Linked DNA regions of Mus musculus: region 1 is linked to region 2. A link is a loop called in an ENCODE intact Hi-C map of the cell type or tissue named here. Cell type or tissue: gastrocnemius. All regions are shown on one strand. Links, peaks and the distances in the headings refer to the core of each region. The heading gives the core; the rest is flanking DNA. Region 1 holds the start of Utp14a (UTP14A small subunit processome component). Region 2 overlaps Xpnpep2 (X-prolyl aminopeptidase (aminopeptidase P) 2, membrane-bound).

Region 1 (4,391 bases), core at 192-4,191, 130 kb before region 2:
AATTTTGAATCCGTTCAACAGCTGTCACCTACCTCATCTTCACTGGCACTCAAGGGGTAGTTGCTTGTCAAATCCATTAGATCATCCTGCTGGCTCAAAGCCAGAAGGCTGTTTTAAAAAGGCAACACAGAAACATTAGCACATGAAATAACTCTTCTTTTAAACCAGCAGTTCTCAACCTGTGGGTCAAAACCCACAGGGGTGTGTGTGTGTGTGGGGGGGGCAAAAGGTCCATTCCCATGGGTCATGTGTCAGATATCCCGCATTTCAGACATTATTCATGTTACAATTCATAACAGTAGCAAAAGTGCAGTTATGAAGAAGCAAGGAAAGTAATTTTATGGTTTATGTTTTGGGAGGTGGTCATGAACCCCAGAACATGAGGAACTGTAGTAAAGGGTTGAGCAGCACTAGGAAGGTGGAGAACTATTGATCTAAACAAATATCTGTTTGCTCAGTTCTGAGTATTCTTATCTGAGAAGAGGTGCAAAAAAACAAAACAGAAGGTAATTAGTTAAAGTGTTTTTAGAAGGGGGTCAGGCATCACTTCCAAGATGACAATATCGGCATGGGAAAGACAACACTGGTTAGTGGCTGACCCTGCACTTCTGTTACTTACTATGCTTCAATTTCCCACTGACGCTACTGCTGTCTTTTGAGGCAAAGGCAGTTTCCTATTAACTATTTAAACGTGTATTTTATTTTATTTTTTGAGACAAGAGTTGTTCGGTGTAACCTTAGCTGTCCTGGAACTCGCTTTGTAGACCAGCCTGACCTCACACTTGGAGATTGGCTTGCTTTTACCTCCCAAGTGCTGAGATTAAAGGCGTGTGCCGCCACCAACTGGGAAACCTTTTAAACATTCGAAAACATTCTATTAATGCTTCTATGGATCTCCCACCGGTCAGGTGCCTTGATTAAGTGCAACTTATTAAAAATGTAATCTTGATAATTTGTTCGCATAACTGAGGACGTAGGGTAATGGTTGAAACCAACTGTATAAATGGGTGTTTAAGGTGATTAGAATTTAGGAAAAACCTACTATTACTTAACAGTGGATCTCGGTATTTACTAAGCAAACATTACCAAAGCGACTACATTTAGATTTTTCTAACGTTGAGGGGTAACATGAAATACCTGTTAGGTCTGGCACAACTTGGCACTCTCACAGACGGCGCATGTTGCGCGTGGCAGAGGCAGAAAATGCGCACGTGACAAATAAAGGGAAATCAATAGTAACTTTGCCAAGAGTCGGACGACCATCAGACCTAACAGCGATGCAACTTAAGAGCCGAGAAACTGAGGAGCAAAGCCAATTTAAATTAAGGGACTTTAGGATTCCTAGCCGATACATTAACTACTGGCAGGGTTTGGGGAGGCGAATCTCTAACAAACAGCAGTTCGGCTTCCACTTCCCTAAATACAGGAAATTCAGCCCTCAAAAATACCCGGGAATCTCCTTTCCCTTTTACGTCTTACCCCTTCGTAGCTTTGATAGAGTTCATCGCTGTCGCCGGTAACTCACATGGGTCAGGAACGGAAACCAAAGAGAGAGCAAGCTCCTTGCCTGCCGCAAAGCAAATTTTGCTTCCGCTAATCACGCGCGACAACGCGCGTCATTTCCGCCCAGGGGGAGGCTTGCAAAGTATTGTAGGCGCTCCAGGATTGGTCGATGGAAAAGCCGGCTGCCTGCCAGTTGGTCCGCACTGCCGGTGGGTGGGACTTGCCGGTCCCCATTCTTCTGAGAGGTTTTTATTTAGGTTGGCGGTATTGGTTCCCTGGCATTCGGTTTTCTTGCGGTCCGAGATTAGTGTGGTGAGGGCGAGGGTGCTGCGCTGTCAGGGACGGAGCTAAAACCAAAACCAATCAAACCAAAACAAAGCCTCCAGGGCCAGGCCCCGTTGGACTCTGTCGCACAGCTCTGGACTGGCCAGCCCCAGACTGTGTTGGACTCCTGCCAGATCAAGGGGACGGGAACGTAGCAAGTTTCTATCCATCTGAAGAGAAATTCTTTTTGAGCCGGTGTACCTGTGATTACAGCTCATTGTCCCCTTTTCCTATACAAGAAAATGTCACTCGAGAATGTGTTATGAGGCAGAAAGATCTCTTCTTGCTCCATCCGGTGCAACATAGTAGGACCCATACACACATGCACGCACACACAATCTTATTTTATCCGGTCCATAGCTCACTAGTAAACTGCTTGCAGCACAGGCATGAGGCTGCAGTTTCTCAACTCTTGCTTTTTTTTTTTTTTTTTTTTTTTTCTTGTTTGAGACAGGCTAGCCTTAAATTGGTGATCCTCTTGCTTTAGCACCCGACCTGCTGAGATTACATGCTTTTGTGGTACCACGTCTGGCATAATTTGTAAATAATAAACCTATCTATGTGTGTGAGTGCATTTGCGTGTGCGTGCGCGTGTGTGTGTGCGCGCGCGTGTGTACGCATGCCATTGCACACGCGGAAATCAGGACAACCTGTAGGAATTCCTTTCACCATCTGGCTGCAGGGGATTAAATTTAGGTTGTCAGGGTTGGGGGGAGGGTGTCAAATGCTTTTGACCAGCCTGAGACTTCTTGCATAAAAACATTATTGCCATTTCTTTTAGGTCATTTCCATTTTGTTTTCTCCAACGGTTGCACTGAAATTTCTTATGGTAATCGGCAATGCTCTAAAATTCTTAAATAAAATAATACTTTCTAGTCTTTGTGGTCCCAGAATTGAATATGGGATTTGATAGTTGTTTTTGTTTTTCATTATTCATTCAGTAAAATTTTTTTAATCATTGACTATGTGCCAGGTTTTTAGGAGTTATTGATACATTGTTGAACAAAGCAGATATTTTCTATGGTTTCATAGACACAATTTTCCAGTGGGCTTAAGGACAATTTTTTAAAAATTATTTATTTTTACTTTACATCCTGCTCACTGCTCCCCTCCCAGTCAATTTTAAATGTTGCTAAAACTCTAGCCCAGAGTTCCCTGACTGCTCTCTCCTGGTATCCTCTATGATGGTAGCTCTATGACCATCTTCTTCCATTTTCTTTCTTTCTTTTTTGTTTTTTTTGTTTTGTTTTTTGTTTTTTTGTTTTTCAAGACAGGGTTTCTCTGTGTAGCCCTGGCTGTCCTGGCACTCACTTTGTAGACCAGGCTGGCCTCGAACTCAGAAATCCGCCTGCCTCTGCCTCCCGAGTACTGGGATTAAATGTGTGCGCCACCACACCCGGCTCTTCTTCCATTTTCTTTGTTGTGTGCTTCTAATAAACTTATGCCCTAAGTGATGCTATTCCCTAGAAGCTTACTCTTGGCCCTCTATGTTTGTTCCCTATGTTCTCCCTGGGGCAAATTGCTTTTAAAACTGATATATGAACTTGAAAATCTACACTTCTAGCTTATATGTCTTTCTTAAACTATAGATTACTATCTCTGGGTGCCTTCTTTGTTCCCACAAGTACAACAGAGATGACCTTTTCCACCAGAGTTCTCTTGTATTCTTTGTTTCTGTAATTGATCAATAAATCATCCAATCAAGTTAGATATATGAGAGTCATCTTAGACTCACCATTCCTCAGCTATTCCCCACCTCTTTTACATCCTGACTCTATCAAATACCTCCCCACCTTTCTGTCATGATTGCCTTTCTATTAACTTAGATTCTTGCCCTTTCAGATCTGTGGTATTGCAGAAATCTTATAGAAAAGGAACATTGTAGCATTTTGAATATGAGTTTTGAAGCCAGATTATATGTGTTTGAAACATAGTTCTTCTTATTATTATTAACTTGATAATTACCTTTTAACATATTCAAAAAGTTGTTTTGTGTTTCTTAGGGGTACACATGGCATGCTGTGTATAGAAGTCAGAAGACAGTTTGTGGGAGTCAGCTCCCATATAGGTTTCAGGGACTAAACTCAGGTCAGTCTTGGAGGCAAGCACCTTTACCTCATTATTTTCCTCTAAGATTGGTAATTCTTAAGTCATTTATTCCCTCTGTGTCTTTGGGTTTTTTTTTAAATCTTTAAAATTGGATAATAAAGCCAGGTATGCATCAGTGGAAAATGACTGTATTAGTAGAAGAAAGAAGAGACCAGGAGTTGAACCTCATCCTCGCCTACACAGTGAGTTTTGTGGTCAGCCTGAGTTACAGGAGACCATTTCTCAAAAAAGAGGGATAATACTACATTGAGCAGTTGTGAGAACTAAATAAATTAATATGTAGAAGAAACAGTAAAATAATTGGAAACCTCTCAGAGTAGCCAGTCATACATCAAAGGCTCAATAATTGTTAACTGTAATAATGACAGTTGTTTCAACCAGTTTTTCAGTAGTTAGTCTCTCCATCCAATTATGTAATTAGACCATATCATGCCCCTACATAAAAGATGCAAAGA
Region 2 (4,391 bases), core at 241-4,240:
GGAGAAACCGAAGAACTCCCTTTACTTGGGGGCTAGCCTTCCAGGCTCTCTGCTCTGGGGAAATCATCTGTACACATCTGCCAATCCTGGGAAGCACTTGGCTCTGACAGCAGCTGCAGCTGCTGTCTTAGTACACTTCTGTTTATCCTGCATATGGCTAAGCAGGACCTTGGTCCTTGGAAAGAGGAGCTAAGAGTTTCAGAGGCTACTTGGTTTGGCCATCTCTCCTCGAATAAGAACAAACCCACAGAGGCAAGAGGCTTGCACGAGGTACACAGCAAAGCAAAGAGGTTCTGGGCCTGAACTCTCTTTCTCTGTAAGTTCTTGATACATCCAAGAGGGCCCCAAGGAGCTAGTGCATAGGAAGAGAGGGGACTTTAAAAATAGGACTGGACAACAATATTTTAGGGGACTAAGGTATATCAGCTCTACCACTCTCGAGCTTCCATGGGCAAGGGTTGGGGAGGGGTCAGGGAGGGCGAACTCTTAGACATGCCAGGTCTTTCTCTGGAGGGCCTCTGACTCCTCTTTTGTCAAGTCCAGGCCAACTTGATGCATTTGGTTAATTTGGTCCTCCAAATTTTATCAGGCAGGCCTACCATGGTTTGTTTTCTGTGAGACCAAGTATTTGACTATCTTATATTTTGCACTCACTATAGTTGACAGAAGCTGAATAGACAGGCCTTTTCTCTGTGGGGTTTTGTGTGATTGTACTCATGCCTGAAATCACAAATTGCTAGCCTGACTGAGTTATGAAGCAAACCCCATCTCAAGCTAGCTGTGGTGGTGCACACATTTAATCCCAGCACTTAAGAAACCTTAGTCAGGAAGATTAGGAAACCCAATCTTGACTATGTAATGAGTTTGAGACTAGCCTGGGCTACATGAAACATTGTCTCAAAAACAAAAACAAAAACAAACACCACCACCACTACCAACAACAAAACCCTCCAAAAAACCACCAACCAAAAAAAAAAAAAAAACAAAAAAACGAAAAACAAAACAAAAACAAAAACCCAAGTCAATAAAACTATTTCTGAAAAAAAAAACAACCATAAAAATTTCACAGAAAGAGTTTCTAACAGAAACTGTGCTTTCCTTGAACCCTAAAGACCCCAGAAGCACTCAAGCACTCCCCAAATCCCTGCTTTTTGGGAACAAAAGCCATTCTCAGACCTATTAATTTCAAGGAGATTTCGAATGGCAAAGGAGTCCCTCCCTTGACTACCCACAGTCCTGAAGGCCCCAAACCTTAAATGTTGACTCAAAGCTCAGAACATTCCCTTCCCAACCCAGGTCCCCTCTACTCACAACCATGACCCCTGGTCACAAGCACTGTAGAAACTTCTTTGTTCTGAAGTACCTGTAATGGGCCAGGGCGGCATTCAGGCCACTAGCAGAGATGGTTTCAAAACTGGGTCCAGAGGAGAAGTTTTCATTCCTAGGCAAGGCAAGGTAAGGAATGGGCAGAGAATGGCGCACGGACTAGGCTGTGACTAGGATATGTCGCACAGCAAATGCCCAGCTGCCTTCACCCCAACCTGACTCCATTTACCTCTCCCTGCCCCACCTCTGCCAGCTTTGTCCTGTCACATATACAGAGAACACTCATGCACAGAGAAGGATAGATTATGGACACCAATTCTTGACCTTTGCCTCTACTTTCCTTACGGGAGAGAAGAAAGGCAATTCCCTGTATCTGAGAAACATCCCACCCATGTGCTATGTCTTGCACCTCAAACATAGATGCTATGCAAGCTGCCTCAAGAAGCCTTCTTTCTACTGGAAGCTCCTAAGAGTCCCAGGGGCCCCCTGGCCTAAGCAGGCCTTTCCCAGGGAGAAGGAGCTGTGTCTGAGGCGTTCGCTAGGGGGTGCTGTTGGGTTGTCCCCACTTTCAGCAGGGCTGGAGAATATCCTCCAACACCCCAAGCACCGCTCCCAGACCACCCACGAACCTGTCAATCTCACTTCCAAATACAAGCATGATCTTTATTCTTCCTAAGGGGACTAATTACTCCTCACTTCCCCACCCCCGCACCAAAAGATAATAAGTCCAGTACCGTCGTAACTCATCAATGTATTCTGCCCCAGAAAACTCATCCACCGTGCCTTTGGGCACGTTCTTCTCCAACCAGACCAAGTACTGGATCACAGCCACAGCGTCCCGCACCTGAAGCCGGAAGAGTGACTAAGGCTGGCCGAAATGGCAGCCTCCTCGCTTAGGGAAGACGATCAGATAGCTGCCCTGCAACTGAGTGCTTTAAAAACATGACAATTTTACTGGCTACTGGATAGCAAAAGGATTCTCATTAATGTTTATATCTAATCAGAGTGTGCTCATGTTTTTAAAAGCCTTCTTATCTTTAGAAATACTCACTGAAGCAGTGACAGTTGAAATGATAGAATATGTGGGATACGCTTTAAAATAATCCAGCAGCAAGGGGTGGGACAGGAGGGTCATGCTCGGGGGTGTGGGTGGGGTGTGGGTGGTGTTACAGATGAAACAGCTTTGGGCAAGACTTGATTATTGAAGCTGGGTAATGGTGACAGGGAATCTTAGGATATTTTCTGTTCTGTAGTGTATGTTATTATTATTTTTTTAAGAAAAAAATATTTTATCCTAATGTCTAAAAAGTGAGTCATCCTCTTGCCAGGCAGGAAATTGTTACATCTAACACTTATTTAATACAGGCAGTGTTCAAAGCAATGCAATCACCACATGTGATATCTACATATCTATATAAATATAGAGATATTTGTTGTTTCTTGCTTTTTTTTTTTAGAGTCTTCCTTAAGCATTTTCTGTCTAGGAGGCTAACCCATGAAGCAGACCTCCCAAAGGGCCATATGGACTTACGTGGCTGCTCTTCAAAAGGGCCTGCTCCTTGCTGTTCTTCACAGCCTTGATTAACATCACTGGGGAGTAGGTGTCTGTCACGAGTTTCTCCTGTTGAGAACAGGGACCGAAAGATGCACTAGATGCACTGTCCAAGATAAGCAGTGCTTACAAAGGACATAGAGCAAGTCCCACTGGGGCGAGACTGTAAGACTTGCTGATCTCTTTGACCAGGCCCTCTCCTTTGGCTATTTTCTGGATAGGCAGGACTTTCCTACTTTTCTGCCTATGGGTTTCCTTGGTGAGCACTGTCCTGGTACCAGCAGTCAGGCCTGGCATGCTAGAGTCCACAGGTTGTTCTAGCAGTCAAAGTTTCTTATACATATCAGAGAGGTTACCAGCCCCCAGGCATATACTTTGTCAGCCAACAGACTTCACAAGTGCTATATCCTTGAAGTCTGCAACACTCCTGTAAGTGTTCAACTTCATTACCATTTTAAAGAAACAGAGATCTAGACTGACTGAGCTACTTGTCCAAGGTCACTGCACGACCCTTTAGAAAAAGAGCTCAGATCAGAATCGGGTTCAGATGGTTCTAAAGCTTCTTCTAGACCAGGCTATATTTTGTCTAGTTTCCTCAAAAAAGTTGCCCACAGGCCCCGTGGACAGACACCCCTGCTGCCTCCTCCTCCTCCTCTTCCTCCTTCTCCTCTTCTTCCTCCTTCTCCTCAGTCTCCCATCAATGAGGTCTACACGGGTACACAGTGTACATTAGCTGCCTGACAAGTTGGCCCAATAGAGGAGGGGTCCCATTTTGTCAGTTGTTATGCCTGGAGCAGAAGGAGGCCAGTGACTGGCAAACCTACCTTGGGTATCACTTCATAGACCCCATAGGTGGTATAGCTGACCCCAATTAAGATTTTCACATCGCCTGAGGCATAGGCCTTCACACTGTCACGAACTTGACTGTAGTCCTCAAGTTGCACACACATGGGTAATGTGCAGTTTGTATTCAGGTACTGCAAGGTCTCAAGGCTAAAGCGACTCTTGTTGACAAACAACCTATATGGAGAGGGAAGACCAGGAGGGTCCTGAGTGCTTGCCTACTAAGGAGAACACATGGAATTGGAGGTATATACCAGTCTTTTGATTCCAAAGGGTCACAGGAAGCCAACATAGAGAACCAGGGGATTAGACTTGGGTTCACTGGGACCAGAAGTCAAGGGGTCATCTAGTGGTGGGCACCCAAATTTATGAGTACTCTGAAGGCTGTGACATCAGTGGTATAGGATAGGGTAGGAGAGGAAACTCACAACAGTAAGCTAAGGAGAAGCTGTACCTGATGGAGGAGTTCGTGAGCAGTGCATAGGAGTAGAAGAAGGGGTTATAGGGGATGTCACTGCTACGAAGGTTGAAGAGCCCTGGAAAAGAATTGATGGGATTGTTGGAGGCCGTTCTGAATGGGGGCCATCATTTATAACACCTATGTTCCACTGTTTAGTTTGGCTTTAAGATTATTACTGACAGCAGCCTCTGAATGCTTCTTAATCTTGGA

The links. A loop is a pair of places that touch in the nucleus more often than their neighbours do. Peaks named below come from ENCODE experiments on the same cell type or tissue, not always from the same donor. Only the 100,000 strongest peaks of a DNase experiment are listed, where the experiment ranks them.
Region 1: a loop joins it to region 2, with 2.0 times the contacts of the local background. A loop is called at or near these places in 1 of 42 quality-filtered maps.

The regions. Positions count from the first base shown.
Region 1 is chrX:48,254,057-48,258,447 of GRCm38, reverse strand. It overlaps Utp14a (UTP14A small subunit processome component), which reads right to left and starts at 1,514. Exons shown (of 15, transcript NM_028276.1): 1 at 1,480-1,514; 2 at 33-108. The coding sequence starts at 1,505. Gm39511 (a long non-coding RNA gene) reads left to right here and starts at 1,656. Exons shown (of 3, transcript XR_882302.1): 1 at 1,656-1,712; 2 at 3,831-3,915; 3 at 4,038-4,112. In gastrocnemius, for the core only: no CTCF peak of the experiment used is centred there; DNase peaks (open chromatin) are centred at 1,206, 1,658 and 2,424; H3K4me3 peaks cover 2,300 bases; H3K27ac peaks cover 1,844 bases.
Region 2 is chrX:48,122,395-48,126,785 of GRCm38, reverse strand. It overlaps Xpnpep2 (X-prolyl aminopeptidase (aminopeptidase P) 2, membrane-bound), which reads right to left. Exons shown (of 21, transcript NM_133213.2): 9 at 4,176-4,257; 10 at 3,703-3,898; 11 at 2,858-2,947; 12 at 2,061-2,170; 13 at 1,364-1,441. Among named protein-coding and RNA genes, the nearest start is that of Xpnpep2, 16 kb to the right of the region's middle. In gastrocnemius, for the core only: a CTCF peak has its summit at 1,866; a DNase peak (open chromatin) is centred at 1,886; H3K4me3 peaks cover 422 bases; H3K27ac peaks cover 311 bases.